Linked DNA regions of Mus musculus: region 1 is linked to region 2. A link is a loop called in an ENCODE intact Hi-C map of the cell type or tissue named here. Cell type or tissue: left cerebral cortex. All regions are shown on one strand. Links, peaks and the distances in the headings refer to the core of each region. The heading gives the core; the rest is flanking DNA. Region 1 overlaps Alx3 (aristaless-like homeobox 3). Region 2 has its middle 7.8 kb from the start of Gm35700.

Evidence for each region. Hi-C counts contacts between places; a loop is a spot of excess contacts. Peaks named below come from ENCODE experiments on the same cell type or tissue, not always from the same donor. Only the 100,000 strongest peaks of a DNase experiment are listed, where the experiment ranks them.
Region 1: a loop joins it to region 2, with 2.2 times the contacts of the local background. A loop is called at or near these places in 3 of 42 quality-filtered maps.

What each region holds. Positions count from the first base shown.
Region 1 is chr3:107,595,257-107,598,060 of GRCm38, forward strand. It overlaps Alx3 (aristaless-like homeobox 3), which reads left to right. Exons shown (of 4, transcript NM_007441.3): 1 at 1-196. Among named protein-coding and RNA genes, the nearest start is that of Alx3, 1.6 kb to the left of the region's middle. In left cerebral cortex, for the core only: no CTCF peak of the experiment used is centred there; a DNase peak (open chromatin) is centred at 1,601; H3K4me3 peaks cover 452 bases.
Region 2 is chr3:107,355,647-107,358,450 of GRCm38, forward strand. No RefSeq gene overlaps it. Among named protein-coding and RNA genes, the nearest start is that of Gm35700, 7.8 kb to the right of the region's middle. In left cerebral cortex, for the core only: CTCF peaks have their summits at 1,654 (motif pointing right) and 1,859; a DNase peak (open chromatin) is centred at 1,692.

The sequences.
Region 1 (2,804 bases), core at 38-2,537, 240 kb after region 2:
CCCCAGGGGACTCCCGATGCTGCGCCTCACCTGCACCCCGCGCCACCCCGCGGTCCGCGCCTGAGCCGCTTCCCGGCCTGTGGGCCCCTGGAACCCTACCTCCCAGAGCCCGCCAAGCCGCCCGCCAAGTACCTGCAGGACCTCGGGCCAGGCCCGGTGCTCAACGGCGGCCACTTCTACGAGGGCTCCGCGGAAGGTAACACGCCGGGGGTCGGGGGTGGTGGTGGAACCCCATGTCGTTCTTATCCCCAGCCCTTCCTGGTCTCCCCGACTCTCCCGCTTTCTTGCTTCTTAACTTTGGGTACGTCTCGCATTTTCCACGATTCCCTCGCTAGATCGCTGCTGGCCTGGCCGGACAAGGCCAGGGCATTGGGGACCGCAGAATCGCCTGTGTCCCCGGCCGGCAGAGGCAATGGGAGGCGGGAGGTCAAAGGAGGGTGGAGTAGGGACGATCTTGGGCCCATTCCGACCCCCAAGGTGATTGAACCTGGGAGGAGAGATCGCGCTCATCCGGAGCCGAGCCTCTCTGCCACCGACCCAGAAGAGGGGACTGGGTGGAGGGCCCCGGAGCCTAACTGGGCCCCAAAGCTGGGAGAGAAGAGTTCTGCTTTTGTGCATGGCGCCCGCTGAGGGCGTAGAGGCTGGGCCTCGACTTAGTGGCCAAACTGGACTCAGCGAGGGAAAGGCTGTGTCCTGGACTTACCCAGCTCTCATCCTCGGGCCCAGCCTCTGCAGGAAAAGGTTTTCTGATGCCGTTAAGTCGCTCCGCAGAGTGGCGGTGGCTGCTCCCCCTCAGAACTGGGACTGTCTTCAAGATCAAATAACTATGTTCTTGTTTCTCAGATTAACTTGGCCTCCCCGTCGCCACGGGGATGGCTACCCTTCTTGCAGTTGGCATCTCGGCACCGAATCATCACCGCTGAGCCGTCGGAAGCGGTCCCGAACTATCCTAAATCCCAGGGCGCATCCCACTCCGGGGACCGTGCCCTGTGTGCTAAGGCGGGTCGGACCGTACCATTATCTGAGAATGCGCCTGAGTGGCAGGGCCTGCCAAGACTCTTTTGCCGCCCACTGTACTCGCTGACCCACGAGTGGCTCAGCACCCACGCCCACCCCTCGTATGCAGCCACATTTCGTAGCCTAGACCCAAAACTAGATCCCGGGAGATCCGCCAATGCGGCAATCGCCTGCTCCTCGCGGGCCTCCTCAGAGAGGCTGGGCAGCGAGCAGCTCCTGGCTTCGTCCCGTCCGGGTGGCGGGAGTGTGCAGGGGAGGCCCGGGAGGTGTGTTGGGGTCATCGGAGGAAATGAGCAAGTCCGCGGAGCTTCGTGTCTAATGCCGTTTGAAAAAGGCTCTCCTGATAAAAACCACAGTTGGGACTTAATGAGAAGCAGTTGGCCTGGCTCCTCTGATCCCTGCCAGACGGCGGCAGCCACGCAGCGCCCAGAGCACCGCCAGGGACAGGTACCCGTCTGGGTTGGGATCGCGCCCCGCAACACCCCACCACAGTCCAGTGTCCCCGCCGATGCGCAGCCTCTTGCACCGACTGTTCGGGTTCTTGGACAGCCGTGGGTCTGATCGCACTACGAAAAGGAGTGGGATTGAATGGGCGGGCAGTGTCTGTTGTCGCAACGAAACGAGGCGAAAGAAAGCCAAAGGATGCAATCAGCCCAAGGGGAGAGGGGGAAATTGAACAAAACAACGGATTACAGTCTGAAGAACAAAGGTAACTAGCCAAGTCCGTCGGTGAGATGGGGAGAGGAACGAAAAAGAGTAAATAGACAAATAGACGAACGAAAAGAGCGAACAGCAGATCGAACGAAGCGGGTAAACGAGAAAAAGAAGAGAGAGAGAGAACACGAAGGAAGGAAGGAAGGAAGGAAGGAAGGAAGGAAGGAAGGAAGGAAGGAAGGAAGAAAGGAAGAGGGCATTTCCTAAAAGGATAGAGCACACCAAAATATGAACACGTATATGAAAATTAACGATTCAGGCCAAACGCAAAGAAGGCGCAGCCGAACGAGCCCGAGCCTGAACTGGAATCCCGGCCGCTGCTCCAGCATCGGCTGGAGCTTCTTTACCCTAGTCTTGGTTGCACGAGGGATTCTTACTAAAGATAACCCCCCATACGCACACCCACATCCTAATATCCCTGCCTTTAAAATACCGATCTCCGAACCTTGACAGGTCTGTGCTGAGACCCGGCTTTTTGCGCGCGCGGGGGGGGGGGGGGGGCTGGCGCACATCGTTTTTCTCTCGTCCCGTGCCCCCACCCCGCAGCCCTTGGCCACATTCTGCACCCTGTCCCTCTCCTTAGGAGGACCTTAATCCGTCCTTTCCAGTCACCTATGCACCCTCCTTAGCAGCTGTGAGTGCAAGGACGGTTCCTCCTGGCTCCTCCACTTTTGTCTCTACACTGGCTGACCGACATTGGGAACGAAAGATTACTGCTGGAGTTCTGCACACCTGCCTCGGTGAAGATCCATAGCCCTAAGACCCAGCCGACCCCGGAGAATTTAAGTCCTTGGCTAAGAACCTCTAAGGAGAACACCACCGCCTCGCTGGCGTCCAGGCGCTTGGCGCTTATTAAGGACTTAAGGTCTTCCACTAAAGCCACGGTCAGAGCCAAGGAAGCCAGGGCTTCAGAGCCTACTATGGCTCATCTAGCGACCCCAGCAAGATAGAAAACAGCACACGCTAAGAGTAGGTCTGCCATGAAAGCTGAAAGCCAGGTGGCTGATTCTGCGACAACAGTGGATACCACAAATCTGAACTTTGAAGCAGCCAGGAGAGGACCAAGCTTACGG
Region 2 (2,804 bases), core at 216-2,715:
AAAAAAAAAAAAGAAAGAAAGAAAGAAAGAAAAGAAGGAAGGAAGGAGGGGGAGAGAGAGACAGACAGACAGACAGACAGACAGACAGACAGACAGAAATGTAACTAGGCACTAGCCTGTGAGCTAGCAAACTAGTGAGCATCATCGTCCAATGGTTCCTGCTGGACTGAGATGTAACACTACAAAAAAAAAAAAAAGAAAAAGAAAAAAATTCACTTTCAGGTTCCTGCTTTGACTTTCCTCTATGTTGTCCTGTGACTAGGAAGGGTAAACTAGATGAAACAGTCTTTCCTTAGATTGCTTCTAGTCAGTTACTTAACATTAACAACAGACAGGAAATGGTACCTGGCTAACAATCAGGGATCCGCCCATCTCCACCCATCTCACCCACCCCACACTAAGCTTATTACTGCCAGGTTTGACTGACTTTTACCAGGGTTCTGGGGTTCCCAGCTCAGATTCTCATGTTTGCACCACAAGCGCTTTACTGAGTGGGCCCAGCCTCTTAAGTGTAGTTTTGAATACTAACTGTGGAAAGTCAGGTGGGAAGAATAGCCCATCCTTTATGCGGTTGTTTGAATACGTTAAACACAGCACATGACTGCTTGATTCTTTTTCTCTGCTTTACTTAGGTTTTGGTTTCTGTTCTTTCACGTTTTTCAAGATGCAGAGCCAGCAGTGTTCTTGGAATGAACACCCAAGGTTTGGGGATTGGAAGGTTGGGTGTGAGCATCATTGTTTTTTTCTTCCTGTATAATCACCAGAGAAATATTTTCTTCTCTGTGGCCCCACTTTCCTCATCCTTAAATTTAGTTTAAAAACAAAATAACAAATTTCATTCCCTGATATACAGCACATGAAAGAGCTCCGTACGTACATTTTAAATAGAAAACACAGTATACATAGAAATTAAAAGCCTCTCCAATTCTTTTACCATACTACTCAGAGGGCTGCTGTGGCAGGCTGTCATGACCTATAAAACCGTCAGCACTAGGTGGTCCTTTTGTGAGTCTTCTAGACTTTTTGGTTTTTAAGATGTCTTTATCAAGACAAATCTCTCAAAAGTAGAGGGCTCTGAGTGGGCTTTCTGCTTGTGTTTAGGGAAACGGAAGTCTCAGAGATGTAGTTGCTAGTGAAGGCTCTGAAAGGCCACCAGGAGGGCAGACAGATCAAACTTCTGAGTGATGACCTGGGACAGAGCCAGGACTTCCAGTAGATGTGTCAGGAACAGATTCAGTAGCAAGTAAAAAGAGTGTTCTGAAGATGCCACAAGAAAACAGAAGCAACGACTCGGAGAGGAAACGAGATAATCAAGGAGGGACTTCAGATGGCTTTAAGGGACTGGTCAGAGGTAACGCAACAGGTGGTGGGGCAACTTACTGACTTGGCTTTGCTGACTCAGTTCTCCCTAGCCAGGCAACAGTCCTTGAGGGAGGGAAGAGGAGGAGCCTGTGGGGAAGCAAAAAGAAGGAAAGCAACTGGGGAATTGGGCCCTGGTTTGGCTGAATGTAACGAGTTTGCAGAGCAGCAGTCCTGACTCTGGCCTCCTTAGGCCCCAGAGCCTAGAACGGTACACAATCCTCTTACTCAGTTAACTCAGCAAACATTTATAGGCCTGCGAGTCAGTTCCCCGCAGTAGACCCACGTGGGATTGCTAGCCCTGGCGAGCCTCCTGCCTAGCGACCAGCAGAGGGCAGAAAAGACCCGCAGATGCCAAACTCTGCACAGCCTGCAGCCTAGCTTCTGGCGGGGAGGGGGGCGGGGGGAGGGGTGTGGGGAGAAACTAGGTCACTTGGTCCTGCCAAATGGCAACATTGACAGGGGTGGACACACTGGGACTCAACACAGAAACTGTGAGGCCTCGAACACCACCTTGCCAAGAGCACTCATGCCTCTGGGCTTGCAGAAGTCACCGTTGCTTGTAGAGGGAAGGATGAGATCGTGTGTGTGTGTGTGTGTGTGTGTGTCTGTGTGTGTGTGTGTGTGTGTGTGTCTGTGTGTGTGTGTGTGTGTCTGTGTGTGTGTGTCTGTGTGTGTGGTCTGTGTCTGTGTGTGTCTGTGTGTCTGTGTGTGTCTGTGTGTGTGTGTCTGTGTCTGTGTTGGGGGGGTGTTTGGTTTATTTTGCTTGAAATAGCTTGCTGCAGTACTTGGCTTTTTTTTTTTTTTTTAGATAAATTCTCACTCCAGACTCCAGGCTGGCCTGGAACTTAGGGTCCTCCTGCCTCACAGTGATGTACAGCTACATGTGGGATAGCTCAGGGTCGGGGCAAGGAAGTTCTTCCATCAAACAATTAAGTAGCAGGCTCACCTCAAGCTGTGTTTTAGAGTAAAGGGGAGGCCAGACCCATGCAGAGCACTGATGGGTGGGGCAGGTTGCCTCAAGAGAGTTTACCAAAGCTCAGAGCCCTCTTTGGTCTGGGAGGAAACTTCCATTTGGAGGTGAGGGGGAGGGCTAAGTGGACGGATGTGGCTAGGTGAATGCCAGATCATATTTCTTAATGGTTAGAGGACAGACTTGGAGTCAGATTAGCTCTTTCTCTTAGTCTTGCCAACCAGAGGTTATGAAACCTTGAGTCGGCCATTTCCAACCTCGTTTTTCTCCTCTGTAAGCTGGTGAGACTGTCATAAAGATGAAGTGGAAGAACTCTCCAGTGTGTGAAAGTGTTGTTGAGTCTCCTCCCCTCTGTCCTTCTTAGTGGCACACCATGTACCAGAATCATATCTGTGACAGGTACCTCTTGTGCTGGACAGGGAGGAGGGACACCCACGAGGCTATTAGTCCTTCAAGTAAACTTGTCCTTCAG